Linked DNA regions of Homo sapiens: region 2 is linked to region 1. A link is a contact called in ENCODE Hi-C or POLR2A ChIA-PET data. All regions are on one chromosome and are shown on one strand. The core of a region is the stretch at or near the end of the contact, and the rest is flanking DNA. Distances in the headings are between cores, read along the strand shown. Region 1 overlaps RORA (RAR related orphan receptor A). Region 2 overlaps RORA (RAR related orphan receptor A).

Region 1 (6,424 bases), core at 2,547-5,046:
TATACTATCCAATGGGCAAAATGCAAGGAAGCAGCTGAAATCTTTTGTTTCTGGATTTTCTTTTTGGAATGAAATTTGTTAGCCCTCATCATATTTTCAGGAGATAATACGATAACTTTAAAAATCTTTGCTCCTGTGGGTATAAAAAATAATGTCAAGATTATTCCCTAGGTTTTCCAGTTATTTCATTTTTTAAAATGTTACTGCTTCTGAAGTTTACTAGGCATTTCATAAACAAATAGGGAGATGATGCTAATCTATATTTATTTTGTGCTTTATGGTTTACAAACACTCTTACATCATTTAATCCTCCATAGAGAGTCACTGATAGTCCCATCAGTGACTGATGAAGAAACTGAGGCTCACAGAGGTTGCGTTATAGCCTAGCTTTTCCATCTGATAACGTGAAACAAGAACTACAACCCTAATTTCTATCTTCATGCCTCCCCTGGAGGAAGCTGTGAAAAACGTCCTGGATATAACTTTGTCTCTAGTTAGTGGAAATTATAACTCTGGCATTTATATGGGAAAAAAATAGATCCAATTATGTAATGCTTTGCTGAGCCTAATATCTTTAAATTACTATTTAATAAAATCAGTTTGGTACAAATGGGGTTATTCTTATTTGCTTATCATTAGCTCTCTTCAACCATGATTTTCATTAAGTCTGCTTGTTTTAAGAGGATATGAGTGAAATATAAGCATTATTTTCCCCAAGAATACAGAATACCATGAAGTACAGCTAACCTGTGTAACCAATCGCCATTATGATAGAATTGAGAGATATATCTATATGTTCCACTTATCCTTAGGCAAAGGGAACATTCACAAATGCATCTTCTAATTTTAATATGACTTTGTGTAGTATAAAGCTTACGAATTCTCGTGCTTGTGAGTGCTGTCGTGTTTGTTTTCATGACAGCTTAGGGGCATGATTGTAGATCTATTCTTGAGAAATCGTTTGTCTTTTAGAAAATCACGTGAAGTCTAAAAGTTTTCAAGTAGATCTGAAAAATCTCATTTCTCACTTAGTGGGGAATGGCCTTAATGACTGCTGGATTAAGGTGTGTTTGTCTGAAAGCAAATAAGGATTATTTCAGTCTCAGACGAAACCTTTAAAGTCACTCAGATGAATGTCTCACTGGGATTTGGACCCTGCCCACAATATTTCTGCCAAGTAGTTATCTGGTTATGCTGGAACACCTCCAACGATGGGGAACTCACTATCTTTAAAGGTAGGTTACTCCATCTTGAATTAGAAAAGTCTTTTTATATCAAGCATAACTCTCTCCTTTGTACTTTTAATCCCTTAATTCTGATCCTTTCCTTTGGGGCTGTGCAGAACACATTTAATCCATCTTTCAAATGAAAGACTGTAAGTCATTTGAAGACTAGTACTGTAACACACACATGCACACGCACACACACACACACACCCCTCTAATACGTAATATCTGCTGTCCCTCTCCAGTCCTTTTTGCTGTAAGTGTGGTTCTGCCTTCCCACAATCTTGGTCAGTTTCTTCCTCAAACACACTTCAGTTTGCCTAGAACCACTTGAAATTTTAATGCCAAAGATGGACCCCAAGTGCCAGTTGTGATATAATTGACTTGGCACTTAACCCAGCACATAGTAAAGAGGCAGCCATGACTTAAAGATGAAAAACTTTTGTTTTAAAATTTTAAAGATAACATCAGCTAGCTGTATCTCTAGCACCTCTCACCACCAGTCTTTGTGATATCATTGTTTGTGAAAGTGGACTTTTGAACTGTTTAGGAATACTTTTAGTTCCATTTGAAGTTGATTATTAAGTATCCAGGAAAATCAAAGATACTACAAAAATAATTAAAGGAACATTAGAAGCATTTCAGGTATTTTTCTGCCGCATGTCAGATATGAGATAAGGCTGCCCTCTAGTGGTTACTTGCACATGGACGGCTAAACCCATAATGGTGCCAGTGAATTTCCCATCAGGCTAGTGGGAAGGTCAAAGGTTGTAGTTATTTTCTTAATTGGAATGAGACATTTCTATTCCAGATTCAAAAGTTTAACTCGTTGTTCTTCATGGTTATCAGAAATGTAACTGTGGAAGGGATACTGAATTTTAAAAGTTTGCTTGGCAGGAAGTAAAGGAAAAAAAATTTTTAACTTAAAGCTGATTTATTTGCTGTTTGGCTCAATATTAAATTTAAGTGAAATTTGGTTTGTGAGTCAACAATTGTTATGACATTTTTAGTAATCCTCGTATTTTTTTAAGTTTCAAACTCCATTCTAATTCCCAACCCTTGAATATCTTTTAAAAAGAGGTCGTCATTTGATGAGCTAAATTCAGCGTTTCCCCTTTTTAAATCTAGAGCTTTTCTTTTTCAAAAATGATAAACATTTAGTAAAAAAGTAAACTACAGTAGCTTTTGGGGGGTAATAAAACAATTTTAAACATGGATGAAAAAAACTATTAACCCCTTGGTTTCTGAAGATTTATGGTTAGATCATTTGGTTCACTTAAGTATATACAGTTTGCCTAAAAAATAAGATAGAGGATATGTCAGAAACTCTGCATGAGGTAGCGACAAGCATTCATTTGCATATTTTTTAGGATAAATAGATAATACAAGTGGATTGTGGATTTGGATTTTGGTGTTATAACAAGTGTGAAACAATGGTAAAACAATCTGATTTCTGTGTCGGAATCTGAGGAATGAATATAGATCTTCCTATTTGCTTAAATGTTATTTGTTCCTGGTGCTACACAGAGGTATAAGAATGCACGTTTATATGAATTTTGCATTGCTGAAGAAGTCAAAGCTGATCTGAGCTAGAATAACCAGGGTAATAATAATGACAAATAATCACCAGGCTTGTAAAGGATAATAGTGCTTACGTGTTCCTATTAGAAAGATGAAATTGCAGCGTTTCATGAAAAAGAAGAAAAAAAATAAAAAGCAAGGAAAAACTGCTGTTTAAACCTTTCTATCATAGAAATAAGGCAGTGGTTCAGAAGTGAAGACTTGTGGTTAAGTTTCAGATCAGTTATTGAAGCCAACCGTTTTACAAACTGCGCCACCCAGAAGTGTGATTTTTTTTCACCACATGAGAAGTATTCTCTTTTTCACAGAATGTTATTTTCATTTTTCGGTTGTTGGAAAGGTTTTTTTTCTCCTTCTTTTTATTTGTTCATCTCACTTCAAATCTTCTGTAGAACAGTGGGTGAAAATAAGTAAATAAATTTGTTTCAGCAAATACTTAAGTGCCTATTGTGTGCTAGGTAATTCAGGTACCACCTTTGTGCTTTTATAATAGGAGCTGAGACACCTTCCTCCCAATCAAGTGTCTTAAGCCATGAATCAGCATTTAAAAAATGCACTGAGAAGTTGGCAGCCACACTTAGTCAGAGAAGGCTGCTTTATGGCTGTTGGACTTACACATTTGCATTTGCTATAAGCTACATGCCATTTAAAACAAAGGAGATTTCTGTGACATGCCAAACAATGCAATGAAATGTTAATGTAACTGGATAAAGTCAAACCCTATACTTATGGATGAACATGATTTGCTTCCACATAAGCCATAAGTTAGCTCTAAAATCCTGCCTGAAACAGTGGTTCTGAAACTGTAGAGTAGAACCCATACTCCAGAGAGTCTTAAGAAGGCGGATCCCTGGGTCTCACACAGAGTTTGATTCTGTCAGTCTGGGGTGAGGCCCACGAAGGCATGTATTTACACAGCATCTCAGATGTTTCTGATGCAACTGGTCCTTAGGCCTCACTTTGTGAAGCTCTCTGTTCTAGCCTGTCAGAGCCAGGTGGACCGCAGAGTCCTCCAGTCCTCTAGTGGTTCCCAAATGTCATTGATCTTCACAGTCATCTGGGAAGCATTTAAAAAATAAATGCCTTTCTCCAGCAACACCTGCACAGATCCTGCTTCCAAAAGCCTAGGAGGGGAGGCCAAGGAATCTTCTTTTGTAAAAGATCCTCTTGTGAGGATAAGACAGGTTTGGGAACCACTGCTCGGGGCTAACCCTTTCCTCTTACTCACGAGGAAAGGGAATCTCAGAAAGGTAAATTATATTAAGGTAACCATTCACTTCTCTTTAGTTCACTCCCTTCAGCATGGAAGAGGTGCCAGATGTGAGCAATTTCTGGCATTGTTATTAACACACTTGAAATATTTTTCTGTTAACTTTGGCCTTGCTATCAACCAGCATGCAGAAGCAAGTGGGCAGACTGTTCCCTCAAATCTCTTACCCCAAGTGGCCCAAACAGGAGAGAACCCTGAGGCTGTTTTGGTGCTGGAGGCTGCTGTGAGACTTTTCAAATACTGTACTCCTTTTCGTCATAAAGCCTTGTCCAGAAGCCCCAGCCTCTGCATGTGACATAGACACAATGTATTTTAGCCTTCACTGTGTGCCTGGGCTGGGTCTTGCCAATACTGTGACCACTTAGCAGGAGCAGGCTAAGAGTCTTACTGCAGAAGTCAAGGCCAACTCAGTGGAAACAGTGATGTCTTTTCAAGGTTGCTTTATTCAGCGACAAAGTAAAGGTTTCAGTGCCCTGGAAGCTGATCAGTGCTTCCTGTTTAGCACATGGCCTTTCTCAGGCACTGAGCATCTGGTGTGTATCTGCCAGTGTCCAGGCTCTGGAGGTGACATCCAAACAGGGGAGACCAAATGCTGCCTTCGTGCAGCTTAGATTCTAGTCTGGTGGGATAGATGAAAGTAGACTTCCTCTGGCTGGTGTGGAGAAGGACTACCTGCCTGCTTCCACACTGCGACACCAGCCCCCTTTTTCTTTTGAAAATGCTGGTGTAGTATCTATCTCATTATTGTGGCAGATGTGATGCTGGCGGCCGAGGGGACAGCAGTGATCATGTCAGTCTCTGGTCTCTGTGAGTGTACATTCTGGTGGGAGAGGTAGGTAATACTTAAGTAAACATATCAATGAACTAGATAAATGCAGATAATAACAACAGCTAGGCCAATGTAAAAACAGTATAATGGTTTAGAAATGCTTATGGCCTCATGGGTCAACATCAGGGAACTGAATCAAAAAATTTTCCCAACTGATGGTGAACATTTTGCAATAGACCTCACAGGTCATCTGCTCCCAACCTGGTCTGCGTATTAATCTATCTAAAGAGTTTTTAAAAGATATATAAGCCCAGGCTGTGCTCTTACAGATTTCTGATTTTACTGGTCCCAAGGTGTAGAGCTCAAGTATTGCTACATTTTTAAAGATAACTCAGATAATTCTGGTTGAGAAACCTCTGAAGCCCAACACCCTCACTTTGTACATGAGTCACCCTGTCCGCAGTGTAGCAAAACAATGTTGAGTAGTGGAAACCCCCCTACATAGGGTGGGGGAAGATGAAGATATGGGTTATTGTCCCAGATCTGCGATGCAATAATTGTCAGGTTAAACCTCAGTTGTTCACTTTCCCTGTTTTTAAAGTTAAAGGGTTGGACTTGGTAGTCACCAAGATCTTTTCCATCTCTACCGTTCTATGAAAGTGTTTCTATTAAAACAGAAACATGCTCTAGTTTCTTGTTTGAGACTTGGGAGAGGCAAACAAATGCCTCCTACTTTCCTTATTCCCTGTCTCTACCCTTAATTGCTATAGGTCCTTCTATCAGCTAATCAGTTCCTTTTGGAAGTGAAAATTTAAGACAGAAAGAGGTAATTACTTTATGCTATTTAAATAAATTTAAGAACAAGCAAGTTTTCATTAATATTAATAATAAATATGCCCAGATTTAGTTCTAGTAAATTACAGTCATACCTTATTTATCAAATTGTAGCCTAAAGCTTTTTCCGTTTTTGATGGTTGATTTAAAACCAAGGGGCGGGGGCAGTTGTTTAAAAATGGAAACCATGGAGTAGCCTTAACCATTGCGTACCACAGTAATTTTATTCTTTACCAAATATTCCAAGCCAGGAACCCAAAGAAATTGAGTCTCTCCCAATGTATCGTCTGCAGTTTATTAGCAAGCAGAAACAATGTATCTCTTGTGATGCCATCTTATTTTATAAAAAAGAAAAACAGAACTAAGCTCCAGCATGAAAAAATATCATTTAACTTCCTAATTTGAGACCTGGCATCTTTAAAAACTTGGATTTCATTGAAACATTTATTCAAAAAGACAGCAGTTCATTATAAACCAGCATGGTGTGATGTAAGCACCTTAAGTTTATTTCCTTGTGTGGAATTTCCCAGTGGGGTTTGATAATATTCAGCAGTTTCAGAAGCGATAAAGGAGTTTGAAAAGAAAATCTGATGGGAGCTGGTAAATGAAATTAGAGCCATATCTTTTTCAACAGAGATCTTTAAAGATTTGCATACCGCCTATTTTGTATATATCTAAGAAATTGTACCTCCATTGCATTCACAGCCACGTTTGCCCTAGACACAAGATTATGAAAAATCCTCC
Region 2 (6,424 bases), core at 1,626-4,125, 230 kb before region 1:
AGCCTCCTCAGTAGCTAGGACTACAGATACACGCCACTGTGCCTGTCTAATTTTAAAAATATATATATTTGTAGAGATGGGGTCTCAGTATGTTGCTCAGGCTGGTCTCAAACTCCTGGGCTTAAGCATTCCTCCCACCTCATCCTCCCAAAGTAATGGGATTACAGGTGTGAGGCACCGCACCTTGCTTTCATTTAATTTTCACAATAAACTTACAGGTTAAGTACTATTGTTGTTTCCATTTTATAGATGGAGAAATTAAGGCACAGAGTGGTTAAGCAGATTTTCTGGGGTCAAACAAAGGGAAGCAGAGATTCAAATCTAGGTAGTGTGATCAGAGATGCCATGCTTATAAACACGTGATGCTTCCCCACAATGTGCACAGTTCTTAAAAACTAAAGAATGCTACTGCTTGATTCAACTTTGGGATTTTTAATAATTAGAAAACTTTGCCATTTCACCGTTAAAATAATGAATATGAAAATGATTCAACTTGCATAAATAACCTGAGATGGAAAGTTGTTAGCCACCCAAGAGACAGTAAATGAAATTAACACACCTTGGTCCTTGGCTGGCCTTGCACCCACATTGCTTACTGTGGATTAATGATCAAATAGGTATTTGAAAGGTACAGATTATAAATCCATTGGGCAGGACCGGTTCTGCAGAGATGGACTAGTCAGAAATGAGAATTGAGATGTGGGTAATAATAAATGCCATAAAGAAACTGTCAGTTTTCCAGTGGATTAAGATTTCTTTTCAAAGAATGTTTCTGTATTATATCATTGGTCCAAAGTATATTTGACTGTTTTACTATGTTAAACACAGAATGAAGGAGCTTAGACAGAATGGTTAGAGATAGCAGATTAAATACACATGTGTAATTCTATTCTCTCCTCAAAATCCACTAAAATGATTTGTAAAGAGTCTTTTTCAAGAATAACCCACAGACCAAAAAGAATAGTGGAGAATAGATTGGCAACAATATTTTGGGAGCTGGAAAGCAGATGGAATAGAGATAACTGACTTATCAGATACAGGAAAGCTGAATCCCAAGCCAGCAAGGGGGAAAACCCAGATTATCACAGAACCCAGTGCCATGCAGGTTTAAGAACTGATGGCACCAGGTATCTCTGAAAATGAAATCGATGGGCTAAAAATAAGTTGGATGAAAAGTCTGTTGAAATAGCAATTTTATCCTAGATTCACTCTAGGAAATGGTACCATCCCTCTCCTGAGCTAGACAATTATCCTTTGGGTAGTGTGAAACTGAGTGTCTCTGGACTCAGGACAGTGTGCAAACAGTGGGGTTAAGACATAGGTTCATGTATTTAATTGAAGACTCCCTGCTTTCTCTTTCGGACTTGTCTCCCACACAATAGCAGCCAGATGTTTATCTCTAAGCAGCAACTGGAATTTTCTCTGTGGTATCTGACTAGTCTAAGAGGAATAAAAGACCAAAGAAGCTGGCATTGTGGCTCCCCAAGGAAATGGCCTAATCCATTATTCTAACAGTGGATGAACCCCTTTCGTGTACCCAGAAATCACACTCAGCTTTTTAATGCCCCACTCTTAAATTAGAGCAGATAAACAAGAATTACCAGTCATTTAAGGAAAGCATATAATGTGAGATACAGAGAAAGCAGCAAGTTAGAGGAAACAGAAACTACGAAGGGAGGAAAAAAAAAAAACTGGAGGGAAAGGGTGGAATACCCTTGACTTTAAAAAACACAGAAAGATAAGTAGAGATATTGCATTCATGAGCAAAGAACAATGTTCTAAAAAAAGGAATACTCAAAAATAATAATGAGCTGTAATAAATTAAAAATTGAAGAGTAGAAGCAAAAAACGAGAGAAAAATAAGCAGGGGATGGGAAGGGTAAAATAATTCAAAAGGTGATTCAGGAAAATTTCCCAACACTGAAGTTTCTCCTTGAATCTCTCAAATGCCCAGTGTAAGGGGTGAGGTTAGATCTACACTAAGACAGGATCATGAGATTTCAGAACACCAAACACAAGAAGGCCCTTGGTTTCCAAAGAAAAATAGCAGCTTTTGTATAAAAGATCAAGAATTAGACCCATGTTAGATGTCTCAACAGCAACATGGAAACCAGAGGGTGATGAAGCAAGGTTTTCAAAGTCCCAAAGGAAAATTGTTTCCAGTGTAGAATTCTCTATCTAACCAAACTATTAATTAATGTGAGGTTAGAACAAAAACATTTTTAGATATGTGTGGTCTCCAAAATGTTAGCTTACACACACTCTTTCAGGAGACTACTGAAAGATGCACCATCAAACTTGAGGGCATAAACCAAGAAAGACAGGAGGCTCTAAAAAACAAGGAAGCCAACAAAATAGAGAGTGAAGAGAGTCCCCAGGATCATGAGAAAGAGAAATCACAACACAACAGCCTTACAGCAGCCCAGAAACAAAACAATCTAGACTGGAGCAGGTCAGCAGGATCCTGGGGAAATAGCTTCAAGAAGGTGAAACTGATAGAACACCTGATTTGTCTGAATGCATTGAAACTTACATTTGGAGAGTTTGGAGTTGAATAAGAAATAAGTAGAGAGAAAATTAAGCAAGCAAAAAAGTTAATTATTAATGCCAGAAAAAAAAAACATAATATTATACAGAAAAGAGAGAATATTCATTGTATATAACATGCCCCATTGGTGAATAGCATTTACATTGTCATAAAACCAGAAGCACAGAATATTGATCCAACCAAAACTGTGATAAATTGCAATTGGCAGGATGGGGAACAGGAAATGTGCATGTGTGTGGTGGGGGTGGGAGTTCTTGAAAGAAAGCAAAAACCTCATCTTCCGTCGTGGAAGGTCAGTAGATAAAGCCTAAAACAGAAACATCAAAAAGTAGTTACATAAACCTGTTATTTCGAGATATGGAGGTAAATATCAAAAGAATCAGCTAAAGAAGTTGAAAGTGGTTGCCCTTGGCGATAAGAAATATGGGCAGGGACTGTTGGTTTTTCTATAAAGCTTTGTAGAATTATTTGTCTCTTTAACGTGCAGGTACAACTTTAAATAAATGAATTTTGAAAAACACAGAATTGGGATTAACTGTGCACATTGCTGTCAATTGTTGTAGTTCAGGCCACTGGTACCACACAATTTACCAATTCAAGTTTGATATCCACCTGGCCATTTTTAGGATGTGTGGAATATTTATTTATAGAATTTAGAGCTGAAGGACTTTTTACATTTTTTAATTTATTTTTTCAATGGGTTTTGGGGGAACAAGTGGCGTTTGGTTACATGAGTAAGTTCTTTAGTGGTGATTTCTGAGATTTTGGTGCACCCATCACCCGAGCAGTGTACCCTGTACCCAGTGTGTAGTCTTTTATCCGTCGCCACCCCCCAACATTTCCTCTGAGTCTCCAAAGTCCAATGTGTCATTCTTATGCCTTTGTGTCCTCATAGCTTAGCTGCCACATATGAATGAGAACATACGATGTTTGGTTTTCCATTCCTGAGTTACTTCACTTAGAATGATAATCTCCAATTCCTTCCAGGTTGCTGCAAATACCAATTCCTTCCACGTTGCTGCAAACACCATTATTTCATTCCTTTTGTGGCTGAGTAGTATTCCATGGTGTGTGTGTGTATATATACACATAAATTTGTATATATGTTTATAATGTATGTTATAAACATATATATAAATTATGTTTTATATATTATAAACATATATATAACATATATATGTTTATATATTGATGGGCATTTGGGCTGGTTCCATATTTTTGCAATTGTAAAATGTGCCGCTATAAACGTGTGTGTGCAAGTATCTTTTTCATATAATGACTTATTTTCCTCTGCGTAGATACCTAGTGGTAGGATTGCTGGATCAAATGGTAGATCTACCTTTAGTTCTTTAAGAAAACTCCACCCAGTTTTCCATAGTGGTTGTACTAGTTTACATTCCCACCAGCACTGTAAAAGTGTTCCCTTTTCACCACATCAGCACTAACATCTATTTTTTAAATTTTTTTTATTATGTCCATTCTTGCAGGAGTGAAGTGGTATTCCACTGTGGTTTTGATTTGCATTTTCCTGATAATTAGTGATGATGAGCATTTTTCCATATGCTTGTTGGCCATTTGTGTATCTTCTTTTGAGAATTGTCTATTCATGTCCTTAGCCCACTTTTTGATGGGATTGTTTTTTTCTTGCTCATTTGTTTGAGATTCTGGATATTAGTCCTTTGTCAGAAGTATACACTGTGAAGATTTTCTCTCACTCTGTAGATTGTCTGTAAATTCTGCTGATTATTTATTTTGCTGTGCAGAAGCTTTTTAATTTTATTAAGTCCCGTCTATTTATCTTTGTTTTTGTTGCATTTGCTTTTGGGTTCTTGGTCATGAAGTCTTTGCCTAAGCCAATGTCTAGAAGGGTTTTTCTGATGTTATCTTCTAGAATCTTTAGGTTTCAGGTCTTAGATTTAAGTCTTTGATCCATCTTGAGTGGATATTTGTATAAGGTGAAAGATGAGGATCCAGTTTCATTCTCCTACATGTGGCTTGCCAATTATCCCAGCACCATTTGTTGAACAGGGTGTACTTTCTCCACTTTCTGCTTTTGTTTGCTTTGTTGAAGATCAGTTGGCTGTAAGTATTTGGCTTTATTTCTGGGTTCTCTATTCTGTTCCATTGGTCTATGTGCCTATTTTTATACCAAGATCATGCTGTTTTGGTGACTATGGCCGTATAGTATAGTTTGAAGTCAGATAATGTGATGCCTCCAGATTTGTTCTTTTTGCTTAGGCTTGCTTTGGCTATGTGGGCTCTTTTTTGGCTCCATATGAATTTTAAGATTGTTTTTTCTAGTTCTGTGAAGAATGATGGTGATATTTTGATGAGAATTGCATTGAATTTGTAGCTTGCTTTTGGCAGTATGGTCATTTTCACAATGTCGATTCTACCCATCCATGAGCATGGGATATGTTTTCATTTGTTTGTGTCATCTATGATTTCTTTCAGCAGTGTTTTGTAGTTTTCTTGTAGAGGTCTTTCACCTTCTTGGTTAGGTATATTCCTAAGTTTTTGTTTTGTTTTGTTTTGTTTTGTTTGCAGCTATTGTGAAAGTAGTTGAGTTCTTGATTTGATTCTCAGCTTGGTCATTGTTGGTGTATAGCAGGGCTACTGATATGTGTACATTAATTTTGTACCTTGAAACTTTGGTGAATTCATGTATCAGACCTAGAAGCTTTTTGGATGAACCTTTAGGTTTTTCTAGGTACAGGATCATATCATCAGCAAACAGCAACAGTTTGACTTCCTCTTTACCGATTTGGATGCCCTTTCTTTCTTTCTCTTTTCTGATTGCTCTGACTAGGACTTCCAGTACTATGTTGAATAGAAGTGGTAAAAGTGGGCATCCTTGTCTTGTTTCAGTTCTCAGGGGGAATGCTTTAAACTTTTCCCCATTCAGTATAATGTTGGCTGTGGGTTTGTCATAGATGGTTTTTCTTACCTTAAGGTACATTGAATGACTTTTTCTAAATAGACAGGAGCCTCACTACAAAGAAAACTGGCCCAATTTTCTTCCTTTGACACCTTCAAGCCTGCCTTTTTCTCCTTTTTGTCCATAAAAGGTGTTCCAAAAAGGGAGAGGGCATGTGATGGGAAGCAAGAAAGCCATGACTCCAGTTCTAACTCTACTCCTAACCTACTGGTCCTTAACTCACTCAGCATGTTGGTTGTTTCTCCATCTGTAAAATGGGAATAATAATACCCACAGTGCCTACTTTGTAGCATTGTTGCAGGTAATCAAAAGAGAGTGTATAGATAAGGTCCTTTATGAAACTACCAAGTCTTATAGATCCCAGGCATTGCCATTTTTCTCATTACCACTGCAACTCCCTGGGAGAGAAATCAGTACAGGCAATCTAGAAGTTTCCGTTAGTAATACTGATAAGAGTTCTGCGATATTAAAAGAGTGGCATTCCGGAAGGCATGGCAAGAGATGTTTTAACTATTCCATTCTGGTCTGGCCTGATTTAGTCTGCATGTGGCTGCTGTTCATGGGTGGAGCTATAGACACCTTAATACAGAGAAAAACTTATAGTCAGAGTGTGCAGAATTGTGGGTGCTTTTCACTCGGGCACCTTGGCCAGCCAGCTGCTAGAGTATGTATTTTCCTTTGCCCCAAAGTTTTTGTTTTTGTTTTTTTAATCTCCTTGCATTTTTTTCCCGCCTTGGGTTCTTAACAAGAAATCAAAAGCAGGGAGTTATTCTCCTCCTGACAGATCTGACTTTTCTACTGAAAGGAAGAATTTCAAGGCAGCATGTCACTGCCTAAAATGCTTATGAGGGATGCAGTCAGATTGGCCAAGCAATCAAGAGGGAGGCTTTACAAAGCATTGCTAGGCCCCAAAGCCTGCCCAATCTACCCCCTACAGA

The links. Hi-C counts contacts between places; a loop is a spot of excess contacts on that map. ChIA-PET counts read pairs that join two places held with the same protein, here RNA polymerase II (POLR2A). Pooled maps may share reads with other maps.
Region 2: a map of sigmoid colon shows a loop between it and region 1 (2.1-fold over the local background). The contact joins two enhancer-like sites. A Hi-C loop is called at or near these places in 6 of 168 maps with a recorded cell type or tissue (CD8-positive, alpha-beta T cell, IMR-90, MCF 10A and 3 more), 1 of 37 single-sample maps with no recorded cell type and 9 of 50 pooled maps. POLR2A ChIA-PET finds 5 or more read pairs at or near these places in 6 of 52 experiments (CD4-positive, alpha-beta memory T cell, WTC11, activated CD4-positive, alpha-beta T cell and 2 more).

What each region holds. Positions count from the first base shown.
Region 1 is chr15:60,581,468-60,587,891 of GRCh38, reverse strand. All of the region lies in intron 2 of RORA (RAR related orphan receptor A), which reads left to right. All of the region lies in intron 3 of RORA-AS1 (RORA antisense RNA 1), which reads right to left. Among named protein-coding and RNA genes, the nearest start is that of RORA-AS2, 97 kb to the left of the region's middle. RefSeq lists an enhancer at 2,804-2,853. Within about 2 kb of position 3,796, at least 5 of the 41 ENCODE cell types and tissues checked have a DNase peak (open chromatin) inside an H3K27ac peak, as active enhancers do; they include CD8-positive, alpha-beta T cell, where a contact is called at or near this core.
Region 2 is chr15:60,805,987-60,812,410 of GRCh38, reverse strand. The region is part of intron 1 of RORA (RAR related orphan receptor A); the gene reads left to right. Among named protein-coding and RNA genes, the nearest start is that of RORA-AS4, 46 kb to the right of the region's middle. Within about 2 kb of position 2,875, at least 3 of the 41 ENCODE cell types and tissues checked have a DNase peak (open chromatin) inside an H3K27ac peak, as active enhancers do; they include CD8-positive, alpha-beta T cell, where a contact is called at or near this core.